2 separate regions of the Homo sapiens genome follow, and region 2 is linked to region 1. Evidence: chromatin contacts called from ENCODE Hi-C or POLR2A ChIA-PET data. All regions are on one chromosome and are shown on one strand. Each heading gives the region's core, a stretch centred on a gene start or an enhancer-like site at or near the end of the contact. The rest is flanking DNA. Distances are from core to core; before and after follow the strand shown.

The links. Hi-C counts contacts between places; a loop is a spot of excess contacts on that map. ChIA-PET counts read pairs that join two places held with the same protein, here RNA polymerase II (POLR2A). Pooled maps may share reads with other maps.
Region 2: a loop to region 1 is called in a pooled map, with 2.7 times the contacts of the local background. The contact joins the promoter of SLC4A8 here to the promoter of BIN2 in region 1. A Hi-C loop is called at or near these places in 1 of 50 pooled maps. POLR2A ChIA-PET finds 5 or more read pairs at or near these places in 5 of 52 experiments (OCI-LY7, PC-9, WTC11 and 2 more).

What each region holds. Positions count from the first base shown.
Region 1 is chr12:51,321,529-51,328,428 of GRCh38, reverse strand. It overlaps BIN2 (bridging integrator 2), which reads left to right and starts at 4,255. Exons shown (of 13, transcript NM_016293.4): 1 at 4,255-4,407. The coding sequence starts at 4,327. LOC105369767 (a long non-coding RNA gene) reads left to right here and starts at 4,421. Exons shown (of 2, transcript XR_944957.3): 1 at 4,421-4,701; 2 at 5,226-6,061. RefSeq lists silencers at 1,030-1,324, 4,020-4,509 and an enhancer at 4,540-4,729.
Region 2 is chr12:51,422,332-51,429,231 of GRCh38, reverse strand. SLC4A8 (solute carrier family 4 member 8) reads right to left here and starts at 4,401. Exons shown (of 25, transcript NM_001039960.3): 1 at 4,197-4,401. The coding sequence starts at 4,244. It overlaps SLC4A8-AS1 (SLC4A8 antisense RNA 1), which reads left to right and starts at 3,904. Exons shown (of 3, transcript XR_001749147.2): 1 at 3,904-3,992; 2 at 4,633-4,745. RefSeq lists an enhancer at 3,783-3,842 and silencers at 3,953-4,162, 4,433-4,642.

The sequences.
Region 1 (6,900 bases), core at 3,006-5,505:
ATTTGTAATTAAGCCCTCCAGAGCAGGGGTCCCTATGCCTGATGATCTGTCACTGTCTCCCATCACCCCCAGACAGGACCGTCTAGTTGCAGGAAAACAAGCTCAGGGATCCCACTGATTCTACATTATGGTGAGTTGTATAATTAGTTCACTATATATTACAGTGTAATAATAATAGAAATGTAGTACACAATAAATGTAATGCCCTTGAATCATCTCGAAACCATCCCCCACCCCGGTTCGTGGAAAATTGTCTTCCACGAAACGGGTCCCTGGTGCCAAAAAGGTTGGGGACCACTGATTTAGAAGAAATGCAGTTATAGGATCCAAGTTGGATTTCACCACATCTGCAGGCTGGGTCTTCCCTTTGCTGCTACCTCTACCAGTCCACAACACAAACCCAGTGGGAGTAGCTTTATGTTATCCATTTTGGGTTACTTTAGGATCTATGTATCCACTAATCTGTCCATCTGCCCTATTCCTGTGGATATTTGCTATATTCGAAGGCACAGAGCTACTTGGGAGGCTGAGGCAGGAGAATCGCTTGAACCCGGGAGGTGGAGGTTGCAATGAGCCAAGATTGCACCGTTGCACTCCATCCTGGGCAACAAGAGCGAAAGACCATCTCAAAAAAAAAAAAAAAAAAAAAAGGTTCCCGAGTGGGCTGGGTACGGTGGCTCACGCCTGTAATCCCAGCACTTTGGGAGGCCGAGGTGGGTGGATAACGAGGTCAGGAATTCGAGACTAGCCTGGCCAAGATGGTGAATCCTCGTGTCTACTAAAAATACAAAAATTAGCTGGGCACAGTGGCAGGCGCCTGGAATCCCAGCTACTCAAGAGGCTGAGGCAGGAAAACTACTTGAACCCAGGAGGTGGAGGTTGCAGTGAGCTGAGATCGTGCCACTGCACTCTAGCCTGGGCAACAAAGCAAGACTCCGTCTCAAAACAAACAAACAAAAAACTTCCTGAGTGACTGAATGTGCCCTGTCTTTCCCAGGTATACTGTGGGTTCATCCTTCTTTTGTTTCCCCCTTTAGTGCCTAAAACGAACGCCCACTCCAAGTTTCTGGGTGATGGCAACTACTAGGATACACCAGAGATAGAAGTATAAGATTAGGAGGCAGGGCAGATACCAGCAGACTAAGAAAGTGACAAATTAGAAAGGAGACTGGAGAAAATCGCTTGGGCCTGGGAGGTGGAGGCCGCAGTGAGCCAAGATTGCGCCACTGCATTCCAGCCTGGGCAATGAAGTGAGATTCTGTCTCAAAAAAAAAAAAAAACAACAATGGAGACTGGAGAGCTAAGAATAGAAAAAAGGAGAGAAGAGAAGATACTAAACAAAGAAACGAAAGGGTTGAGGGGAAGAGGCAGAACAGAAAGGAAGAGGCAACAACAACATAGGGCCTCAAGCTAAGTGTGAATCAGCACTTTAAGGCTGGGACTAAAATTAGGCAACCGGATCCAGGGTTCTATAAACCACAGAGAACTGGGAAACTGATAATTCTGCTGTATCCTGGCCAGGGCTCAGTCTGTTAGAGTGGCCTATGAGAAAGCAAAGGGGGAACTGAAAGGGGAAGGCTAAAAAGGATGAGAAGCAGCTTTTCATGTCAATCACTTAAGACCAGACAAGAGGGACTAGGGTATTAAACATTACAGAAGGAGAAACTGGCTGAGACAGACCCTGGAATTGACAGGCTCAGCAGAGGCCTCTAGAACACTCCATGTGCTATAAGAGGCTGAGTCTGTTCCCATCCCAGTTCCACCACTGAGGAGCTGGGTGGCTGTGGTCAAGTCATCAGCCCTTTCTGTGACTCAATTTCCCTATCTAATTAACTTCTAAGGGTTGTTTCTTCTCTAACACTACATGATTTGGTGACCATCAATTTCAGTTTGCAAGATATTGGCACTAAACAGAGTTTCTTAGGAGACAGTGGCTGGGTTGCATTGCTGAGGATGCCATGTAGTCCTGGCAGGGACACAGGTACTGGCCTCCTTCTGCCAGTGACACACCTGTTAGCATTGCCATCTACTCTCAGTGTTCCCGCAGTACTGCTATTCTCCATGCTTCTCCCCACTTCTCCCCATCCAATATCAAGTCCTTCTATTTTCATCACCCTGCCTCTTCCAGGGCATCACCAAAGCTAACATCCAGAATAAACCCTAATCGCCTGGCAGGGCAAGGTGGTTCACACCTGTAATCCCAGCCCTTTGGGAGGCTGAGGCGGGTGGATTGCTTGAGCTCAAGAGTTCCAGATCAGCCTGGGTAGCCAGGAGTGGTGGCATGCACGCACCTTAGTCCCAGCTACTCAGGAGGCTGAGGTGAGACCATCACTTGGGCCTGGGAGGTAGAGGCTGCAGTGAGCCCTGATGGCACTGCTGCACTCCAGCCTGGCAACAAAGCAAGACCCTGTCTCCAAACAAACAAACAAACAAACAAACCCTAATCACCTATTCCCAGAAAATTTTGTATCCATCTCTACAAATAAATTAAGCACATTACATTAGAATCACCTGATTACCCACCTATCTCCACTTCCAGACTTTAAGCATCTTTATTTATGTACTTATTTATTAATACTTATTCTTTATTGGTTGAGAAAGGGCCTCACGCTTTGCCCAGGCTGGAATGCAGTGGCACCATCAGGGCTCACTGCAGCCTCCACCTCCCTTGGCTCGGGTGATCCTCCCACCTCAGCCTCCCTGATAGCTGGGACTACAGGTGTGTGCCACCACGCCCAATTAATTTTTGTATTTTTAGCAGAGAGAAGGTCTTGCTATGTTGCGCAGGCTAGTCTCAAACTCCTGGGCTCAAGCAATCTGCCTGCCTCAGCCTCCTAAAGTGTTGGGATTACAGGTGTGAGCCGTGGTGCCCGGCCAGACTTCATTAAGCATCTTAAGGTCAGGGACTGCATTTTATTCATCCTTGTTTCAGAACACCCAGCAATGCCTGGTACACAGTTGACCTTGAGTGCAGTAATGATTGTTTTGGAGAAAGAAGAGGAACACAGTAGCATACAAGGGCCTCTAATTTTGTGTCAGGCCCTATCTTCCCCCTCCACTCCTTAGGAAGTGTTATTTTGACCTTCTTCCCTGCCTTGAGGAAATTTTAACCTGCACTGTAAAATCTGAGTACGTGGTTCCTCCACACCTAGTGTCCTAATCTCAAGCTATCCCCTCAAACAGGTCAGGGAGGAATTTTTTGGAGAACTTCTCCCTAAAGAAACAATAGTTGTCATCTCAACAGCCGCACCCCAATTTGCACAATCTGTGTCTGTGTTCACATTCTGCCTCCATCCAGTACACTGTACTCCAACTAGAAAAACTTGCTCCTCATGCTCAGCACGGGCGTCCATACTATCCTCCTCAGCCTTTTTTCAATGTGATCATTCTCTTGCCTAAGAACCAGCCCCCTACCCTGTTTCTATCTCCAGCTTAGTTGTTCCTCATTTATTTATTTATTTATTTATTTATTTATTTATTTATTTGAGACGAACTGTCGCTCTGTCGCCCAGGCTGGAATGCAGTGGCGCGATTTCGGCTCACTGCAACCTCTGCCTCCCGGGTTCAAACAATTCTCCTGCGTCATCCTCTCGAGTAGCTGGGACTGCAGGCGTGCGCCACCACACCCAGCTAATTTTTGTATTTTTAGTAGCGACGCGGTTTCACCGTATTGGTCAGGCTGATCTCCTAACCTCAGGCGATCCACCCGCCTCGGCCTCCCAAAGTGCTAGGATTACAGGCGTGAGCCACCGCGCCCGGCCTGTTTCTCTCTTTCAAGCCCGGCTCGGGTGTCCTGCCTGCTTTCTGCACTCTATCCCTACCAGTTCCAGGCTTAGAGCCTACCTGGAGCAAGAAACGCAGTGTACATGGCGGCTTCGCATGCATACTCAGAGAACCTAAACGTGTTTTCGATATGGTAGGTCCTCTCGCTGAGTGGAACCCACATCATTTTCTACCCTGCGGTGGCAGTTGCTTTGCAGTGCTCAGCGTGATGGGAACTGGCTTTCCGGAGCGAGTGAGTGTGGGCCCACCACTGAGGACCTGGTTCAGTGAGGCCGAGGTTTCGGGCAGGGGTTGGAGCTCGGAAGCTGGCCTCGAGCGAGCGCTGCCTGAGGGTAGGCCCCGGGCCCGCCCCTCCGAGCCGGCCTGCTCCAGCTGACAGTGGTGGGCTGAGGGGCGGGCCTCAGGGCTGGCCAGGGGCGGCCTGAGGTGGCTCAGGGCTGGGGCCGGATGCGAGGCATGCCGGGAGCCCGCACTTCCTCCTCGGGGGCCTCAGAAAACCACAGGGCGCGGGGCCAGGGCGGCGGCCCCCAGGGAGTTGGCAGGATGGCAGAGGGCAAGGCAGGCGGCGCGGCCGGCCTCTTCGCCAAGCAGGTGCAGAAGAAGTTTAGCAGGGCCCAGGAGAAGGTAGGTGGCCGGGCCTCGCTGTCTGTCTGGCCCACAGGGAGCCGAGGCCGAGGCCGAGCCCGGCCGGGCAGGAGGGGCGGGCAGGGTGCTCAGGGGCCCCGAAGGGTCTGGGCTGACGAGAAGGGTCTCCCGCTCTCCCAGGGAAACGGGAGCGAGGAGTGGGCTTCCATGAAAACTGGCAGATTGGAGAGAGGTCGGAGACCGCCACCCGATCTTGGGCAAGGATAAGGGAAGCTGGGGAGACAACAGTCTCTGGGCAGAACCTTCGACAACCCTCAGGCTGACCCAGAAAAGGTGAAAGAAAGGAAGTGATGGTGGTGGCCACCTTTGTATCAAATTTTGTGCTAGCAATCCAAAATTGGTATTTTACAGATGATGAAATTGGAGGGTAATTTTCCATAGAGGGCAATTTCCCCAAAAACAGCGATGCAGCGGATGCCAGCAGGCACCCCCCACCAAAGGCTTAGAATAATCCTGCATAGTTCTCCCCCTACCTGACCCTGCCTGGCCTCTGGGTGGTGTTTCAGCTGACGTAAGCAGGAGCCCAAATCTGCTTCTTCTACCCTCCCTTTGGCGTTGGGGAGTACACCTCCCAGGGTGATGAACCACATCTGTGTTCAGAGTGTGTCCTTGGTTAGTGTCAGGTAGCCCTGCTCCAGCACTGGCACTTAGGTGGGCTGCCCATCTATTACTTGCTTGGCAATCTAAATTGTGGGGACATTCTCTACACATTTTGATGGCATTTTTGTTTCTACCTGTACAGAATATTTTCTTTGCTTCTAACCTGAGCCTCTGCTCTCCACCTACCAACCCTCTAGTAGACAAGGCGGTTTGGGAAGACATGTCAGCCAGAAGAAAGAGCGAGGGAAGAAAGACAAGAAGGACCTGAGATAGAGTTTCGGTTTTCCTTTTTTTCTCTCTCTCTTTATTAAGCCCAACCTGCCTTCTACAACGGAGAAGTTTTGGTTTTCTAAGAGCTGATGGACTTAGAAGCATTTGGATGAACAGCTCTGCTTACCAACTGAAATATCCCTATTATCTTCTAAAAGTGGAGCACTGCTTTGAGCCCTGGGAAGGCTTAAAGGCAACCAGCTCTCCCGAGTTGATTTATCAGCAGAAAACTGATGGAATGTAGATGTAGCTCCTGACTTTAAGAGACCACAATGGAAGGGAGGTTATTTTCTATCATTTGAGGTCATGTGAAAGAGAGGAGGAAAAGGGAAAGAGTTCGTGTAGCCAGACTTCGTTACTTCACTTACCCTAACTTCACCTTGATCCTAGTTTCAGCCTCTCTGAAGACTTACAAATCTGGTAGACCCGAGAGCAGGGCCTATGGGAAGGTCTAGCTCGAAACAGTGTGGGCGAGCAGGAGGTACTGGAGAGAAGGCCACACTGTGGTTGAAAAAAAAAAAAACCCTAAAAGACAAAACACTCATGAATGATAGTAATTTTAAAAAGACATACCAGCCAGGCACAGTGGCTCACTCCTGTAATCCCAGCACTTTGGGAGGCCAAGGTGGGAGGACTGCTTGAGCCCAGGAGATCAAGACTGCAGTGAGCAGTGATCACACCACACCACACTCAAGCAGAGGGAGACTCTGTCTCAAAAAATAAAAATAAATACATAAAAATAAAAGACATACAATTGATTGTATTTCACTCTTGCATCTTCTGTCTTCATCTAGCCTCTCGTCAACACTAAAACCTTGCTTTGGGCTTTCACTCCTTTGTAAGCATAGACTCCAAACCTTGGCTAAATAATGTCCTGCTCTGGGCTTCAGATCTTGCACCTGTAAAATGAGAGGGTTGATGTTCTTGATGAAACTCAATATGGTAAGAACACTAAATTGAAAAGCTGTCACATTAGACTCAGAGTCAAATACTTCCCAAAGACAGAACCAGTCTCTCAGGTTCTTCTGGCCTGAACCCTGAGGAAGTAGAGAAAGAGGAGCAAACTCAAATCTGCCATGAGGAATTCCCAGCTGATGAAGAAAACAAGATATTCTGAACCTAGACTAGACAAAAGGGTAGGCAAAGGTTGAACTTCGATAAGGTGGGAATGGCCTGGGATGCCGGAAGGGAGCTCAGCTCCGTCAGCCTGAAGCCAGTCCTTGAGTCTTGGGAAGTTATTGAGACCAAGATAAAGAGGGAGAAATTTGCACTAAAATGAAAGAATTCCTTGCAACACTTTTTGCTTTTTCTGCAAGCAGTTGGATGTAATCTTCTGAGTAATAAGTAATAGCTAATGTGTCAAATAGTGAAATGTGTCAAATATCAAGCGCCTATTATGGACCAGAGACAGGGATATAAGAAAGTGATTATCAGCGGGGTGCAGTGGCTCACGCCTGTAATCCCAGCACTTTGGGAGGCCCAGGCAGGTGGATCTCCTGAGGTCGGGAGTTCGAGACCAGCCTGACCAACATGGAGAAACCCCGTCTCTACTAAAAATACAAAATCAGCCGGGTGTGGTGGCGCATGCCTGTAATCCCAGCT
Region 2 (6,900 bases), core at 3,152-5,651, 100 kb before region 1:
AGAATTACTTAACCTCTCTATGCCTGGCAGAGTAGCTCATGCCTGTAATCCCAGCACTTTGGGAGGCCGAGGCAGGTGGATCACCTGAAGTCAGGAGTTTGAGACCAGCCTGGCCAACATGGTGAAACCCCATCTCTACTAAAAATACAAAAAAATTAGCTAGGGGTGGTGGCAGGCGCCTGTAATCCCAGCTACTCGGGATGCTGAGGCAGGAGAATCACTTGAACCTGGGAGTTGGAGGTTGCAGTGAGCCGAGATCATGCCATTGCACTCCAGCCTGGGCAACAAGAGTGAAACTCCATCTCAAAAAATAAAAAATAAAAATAAAAATAAAAGAATTACTTAACCTCTTTATTATCTTTGTTTTCTCATTTGGAAAACAATAATAAAGTTCCATAATTCTCAGGGTTATAGAGAGCATTAAGTGAGATAATGCATGAAAAACACTTAGCATAGTGCCTGGCACATGGCAAGCATTCAATAAAAGTTAACAGTAACAGCAAATGGAGCTGTCAGGTGAGCAGCAGAGATGAATATGTATATTCCACAAGTCAGGGTTCACGGAAGATAGTACTTGGTAGGTGTTGTGAGCAGGGGAGAGTGAGTGACGAATATAATAGAATGATATGGAGCCAGACCTTGAAGGTTAAAATGGAATATTCTTGGCGGAGAGGAGGGGAAAGATTTTCCAGCTTCAACGCCTGAGCAAAGGCACAACATAGAGGGAAGAGATGTTGTGTAATGAAGTAATGGCCATCTGTCACTCTGTGCCAATCCTGACTAGACCTTGAGCTCCTTAAGGGGAGGCATCTGGCTTTGGATACGGGAGAGCTGCTCATTCACTTATGCAATTGAGCACCAATTTTATACCAGGCACTGTGCTAGGTGAGAAGATTTTCTGCTTGTCCCCTGCCCTCAAGAAGCTTCTAACTGAGATGATAATAAACAAGAAACCAAAAGAAGAATATTTCAGGTAAGTCATATGTTATAAGAAAATAAAACAGGACCATCTTAAAGAGAGTGACTGGGATGAAGGTTCAGAGAAAGCCACTCTAAGGAAGTGACATTCTAGTTGAATCATGAGAAGGCCTGGGTAAAACAGCATCCTGGGCAGAGGGAATGACAGGCACAAGACCCACCTGAGGTATGCAAGACTTACTGTATTGAAGAAACAGAAAGCCAGAGGAGGTGCAAGAAAGAGAGTGGAGGAGAGGCAGTCCTGGGAGGGTGGACAAGAGCCTGATTGTATTCAGGCTTGGTAGGCCATGATAAAGAGTTTGGATTTTATTCTAAAAGGCACCAGGAAGCCACTGAAGGGTTTCAAGATAAGATGTGACATGATCTGATTTGTGTTTTTAAAAGCTCCCTGTGGCTGCCATGTGGAGAGTAGTCTTACAGAAGGGCAAGAAAGAAAGCAGAGGGAACTGTTAGAAGGCTAGGACAGTAGCTCACATCTTCCAAAACAGCACAGCCTTATGATATTTAGAGGTGATGTCTGGAACCTCTCTGTTTACATCAAGTTACACAATCTGCTCACTTTACAAGGCCCATCTCCACACAGCCTAGTTAGCACATAGAAGGTTTAATTGGTCATTGCCAGTCAGTTGACTGTCTCTCCCCCAAGTCATCCCCATTTCCTTTCCTCCTTCTACCCTCATTCTCTTTTCCTCCCTATCTCTCAAATTTCCATTTGCCTATTACCTGACTCCAGCCTTCATGAGGTCCTACTGTTCCCATTGTATTCCTTTTCTTCTCCTCACCCTACCACCCAAGAAAGTTTCACAAACTAGATATAAAGGAGATATTTTCTATCCTACTCCAGAAGTACTCAAGAATTACTAATTTCACAGAACACTAACAGAAACCTAAGGGTCATGATGCCCTCAATAATATAACCTGTAAACATTCTGCATGTTAAGGACACTGTATCCTCACATCCATTCCAACCTATTCTCCCCACTGCAGCCAAAGAAATCTTTCAGTAGGAAAATCTGGGCCGGGCACGGTGGCTCACGTCTGTAATCCCAGCACTTTGGGAGGCCGAGGCGGGCAGATCACGAGGTCAGGAGATCAAGACCATCCTAGCTAACACGGTGAAACCCTGTCTCTACTAAAAATACAAAAAATTAGCCGGGCGTGGTGGAAGGCGCCTGTAGTCGCAGCTACTCCGGAGACCGAGGCAGGAGAATGGCGTGAACCTGGGAGACGGAGCTTGTAGTGAGTGGAGATCGCACCACTGCACTCCAGCCTGGGCGACAGAGCAAGACTCCATCTCAAAAAAAAAAAAAAAGAAAAGAAAAAAAAAAGAAAATCTGTTCATGATCTCATTTACTCTCTCATGCCCTCTCTCTCTCTCCCGGTTAGGAGAGACCCCCTCTCTCCCCTTTCCCCTCTACTTAAACCCCTTCAGTGGCTTCCCCTTGTTCCTCAGATAAATGTCAACTTCCTCAGCATGGGCTCCAAATGGCCCTGTGTGTTATAACCCCAGAACACATCTCATATACCATTCCCCTCATCGCTCCTTGTTGCTGCACCACACTGGCCTCATTTCAGGTCTCTAACCAGGTGTGTCCCCCTCTGCCACAGGTCTTTTGTGTAGCTGTTCTCTTTGCCTCTCAGGCCCTGTGATCCCCCTCTTCCCTCAGTTAACATTTATTCATCCTTTAGCTCTTTGCCCAGATTTTCTTCCTTAGCAAAATCTTCTCTGAGACCATGTCTGGAACCACTGTTATACACGCTTATGGCACTGCCTATCTTTCTTCAAAGCATTTATCACAGTTTATGATATTTATTTGTGTGATATTTGATTAAAAATAGTACTTCTCCCCTCCCCCACTAAATGATACGCTCCAGGAGGGCAAGAACATTGCCTATTTTTTCTTACCATTGTATCCCAAACAGAGATTGAATACATTTAATAGGCTTTAAGGGGGTTAGATATGCATTTTCCAAAATCTTAGATATTGTTCTTTTCAGACAGAGCAAGGAAAGAAGGATGTATCTTCTATTAATTGTAGCAAACTATTAACCAGGAAGAAGAGGAGAGAGTCAGTGTCTGATACTCATTTTGTTGCAAACTCAGGATATTTTCCCTGCCTCCTCGGGGAAACCATCCCTGAGGTCAACATGGCACTTGTTTCCAAGACGTGTCATCCTTCCTGAGATGGCCCATTACCCTCTTCAGAGCCCTGTACTTCAGACTTGCCTCCTCTTCCAACCCTCTTTCCAAGGCAGAAACCACACCATCTGATTGCACAGGAAACGGGGAGTGAGAATTCAATGGGCTGCCACTCATTCACTGAGTGTCACACAATAAACATTACTCCACAAAGCCCTTTCACAAACAGCACTTCGTCTGATCCTCAAAACAACCCTGTGAAGCATGCAAAGCAGACATAACTATTCCCATTTTAATAGCTGGGGAAACTGAGGTTCAAAGAGGCAAGTGACTTACTCAAGGTCACAAAGTTTGTGTGAGGCAGAGGTAGGATTTCAAACTACAGACTCTAACACTTAGTCCAATGCTTTTCCTTACATTAGCCGCCCCAACAGTTCCAATACCAGTTACTTAACCTTGGTTTTTTAATTCCCTTAAATAAGCACCTGTTCCTGACCCCTCCACACATCCTCAGCCCAGTTTGCAGTCCCTACCCAGAAGTTTTCAGGTGTCTGTTCAATGGGGCAGAGGGAGTCACAAACCGGGTCACCCTATCAGGGATTGGTCCCAGCCTCCAGAGTCTTTTCTGGCTTTTCCTCTGAACCACTGAGGAACCAGAAACCCCCAGAAATAAAAACACAAAGAGAAGACGTGCCCCACCAGAGCAAGGTCCCTGCTACCCTTTCTGCCCACGTTCTGGCAGGACAACGCGAGGCCAGACGCCGGCCCCTTCCAACAGAAAGACGCGAGGAGAACAAGAGGTCGCCGCCCGCCGGCTGTCAGGGCTCCTGGGCGGGCGGCGCAAGGGATGCGGCAGAGATGGGCCAGATCCCAGGTTCGGCCCAAGGTCACTCTCTCGCAGCCCTGGCCTGGTCCCCAACCGCCCGGAGCGCCCCCTGGTGTCCCGGGCTGGCCTCCCCTCGCCCTCAGGGAGCGGCCTGGGAAGCCTGGGCTCGGGGGCAGAAGGAAGGAGGGTGGGCAGAGGATGAGGAGGCTGCGCCCCGGGGAGGAGCGGGAGGCGCGGGAGGCGGGGCCCTACCTGATAGCTGAGGACGCCGTCCGGCTCGTTACTCCCGGCGGCCGGCATGGCGGAGCCGAACTAGGTCTCCCCCACGGGCTCCAAGCCAAGCATCAGCAGCCCGCGCCCTCTGGTCGGGTCTGAGCAGATCACTCGAACGGCGACCCCCACCCCGGAGCCAACGGTCAACCATCAACCGCCGCCGCCTCCATAGCCACCGGCCCGCGAGGCATCCGCCGCAACCAATCAGCGAGAGGCCTGCGCAGCCAATCAGGGCGCGGAGCACGGGAGGACGCTGTCCGGCGGTACCCTGGGCTACCGCGGGGAGGGGGAGGAGCCGGGGAGCCAACCGCTCCCGGGCCCGGTTGCCTTGGAAACCGCCTCCCTCCCTTCAGGGGCCTCTGGGCGTGAAGGTCCTTCCAACTGCTTGCTAGAAAATCTCTGCTTCTATTTGCAGCTGCACCTGACCCTTGAAAACTGGGAAAGTGTCGGTTTTGCCTATTCTGATTTCATTCCTTGGGAGATGATGTTTAAATTCCGGGCAAACATCCTTCGCGATTGCAGGAGGAGGTAATTGCGGATGAGGGGAGAGGGCCTTCTAAAATTAATTGTTTTTCCTTGAGCTAATGGCCAGATTAAAGAGCATTAAATTGAAGAAGGCAGGCAGTGTCAGGCTCCCTCACAGTCTCACTATGACTTAGGTCTTCTTCTTGAGTCTCAAGTCAGAAGCAAAACACACGGACAGGGTCGAGCTAAGGATGACTGTTGAAGCAATTCCACAAAAAGGCTTCGAACTTTTCCAGGAAATGATCTAAGGCAAACTATTATTTAGCAACAGAACTACTGACTTAACACAAGGTTAGAATATCATGAATAATGCATTAAATTTGATTTGGATTTATAAGAAAAGAGAGGCTGGCTAAAATCGAAGCAACCCTCTCTCCTCAAGAAAAAGAAAGGTACCTTTTGGGTTTTTTTTGTTTTTTTTTTGTTGTTTTTTTTGTTTTTTTTTTTTTTTTGGAGACGAAGTTTCACTCTTGTTGCCCAGGCTGGAGTGCAATGGCGTGTTCTTGGATCACTGCAACCTCCGCCTATCCAGTTCAAGCGATTCTCCTGCCTCAGCCTCCTGAGTAGCTGGGATTACAGGTCCCCACCACCACGCCCGGCTGATTTTTTTGTATTTGTAGTAGAGACGGGGTTTCACCATGTTGGCCAGGCTGGTCTGGAACTCCTGACCTCAGGTGATCTGCCCGCCTCAGCCACCCAAGGTGCTGGGATTACAGGCGTGAGCCATGGCACCCGGCCGTGGGGCCTTTTGTTTTATATGCACTATCATACCAGACTTCAGGTAGGTCCAAATTGGGGTCAGGGGAAGAATTGTTGCAAATAATTCTCAGCCCCTAAAGAAGCTACAGTTGGGGAAGGTAGTCTGATACATGTTAAAACTTTCCACCCCTGCTTACCATCCTTTGTGTTGGTCCTGAAATTGGAAACAAGGTTGGGCTTCAGTATCCCTGAAGCAGAATTGTATTTCTGATGTCCTGTATAAGCCTCCTGTCTAGTCTCTGCGTTTTAGTGTTCATTGCCACACACTCCATCAATCTCTTTACTAATCCTGTCATCTTGAATCTGGAATTCACATCCTACCCTCATCCCCATTTTTGTCCATCAAAATCTTAACCATCCTTCAAAGTTAATCTCAAAAGCCACCCTCTTCCAAGAAGCCTTTCTTTATTCTACTGTCCCTGATACCCCTAACAGATGTCATCTCACCCTCCCCAGAATTCTCAAGGCACTTCATACCTTTCTTATAGCAGTTGTCATGCTGTGGTTATTTAAGTACTTTATATGTTGACTTTAGCTTACTAAAATATTATAAGTTCTTTGAAAGCAATGATTATTTTTCTTATGCCCTTCTGTATACTCAACAGAGCCTCAACCAATCCCAGGCACATAGAAAGTACTTAGTAAATATGAATGCTTTTAATTCAATCTAATAAAAAATGTATTGAACACCTACTAATGAACAGGCCCAAGTAACACTGTAGAGGCAGAGAAATCTAAAATATATATCTCCAAGGGAGCTTAACAGGCTTATCAGGGAAACAGGGTATATGTTAATGAGTAATATTATATAAACCATGAAGATTGCAAAAATTCAGAAGAGAAAATGATCTTCAGGAAGGTTTCACAGAGGACATGGATTCGAGCTAAGTCTGAAAACATGGGTAAGATTTAGCTGACCCAAGGTAAGAAGAGCAAGCATCTCAAGTCTTAGGCAAAGACTTAAGAATAATAATGCACATGGCCCATTCAGGGTAGCCACAATTTGGGCCAAAGCAGAAAGTTATTGAGAAGAGCAGTGGGAGGTAATAGTTGTGATAGAGAAAGGCTGTGGGCTGGGCATGGTGGCTCACACTTGTAATCCCAGCACTTTGGGAGGCCAAGACAGATGGATCCCTTGAACCCAACAGTTCAAGACCAACTTGGGCCAACATGTAGAAATTCCATCTCTATTTTTAAAATACAAAAAAATTAGCCAGGCATGGTGGCATGCACCTGCAGTCCCAGCCCCTCAGGAAGCTGAAGTGGGAGGATCACCTGAGCCCAGGAGAGGCTTCAGTATACCACTCCACTCCAGCCGAGGTGACAGAGTGAGACCCTGTCTCAAAAAAATAAAAAATAAATAAAATAAAAGGCTGTGATCAAATTGTGGAGATCTGGC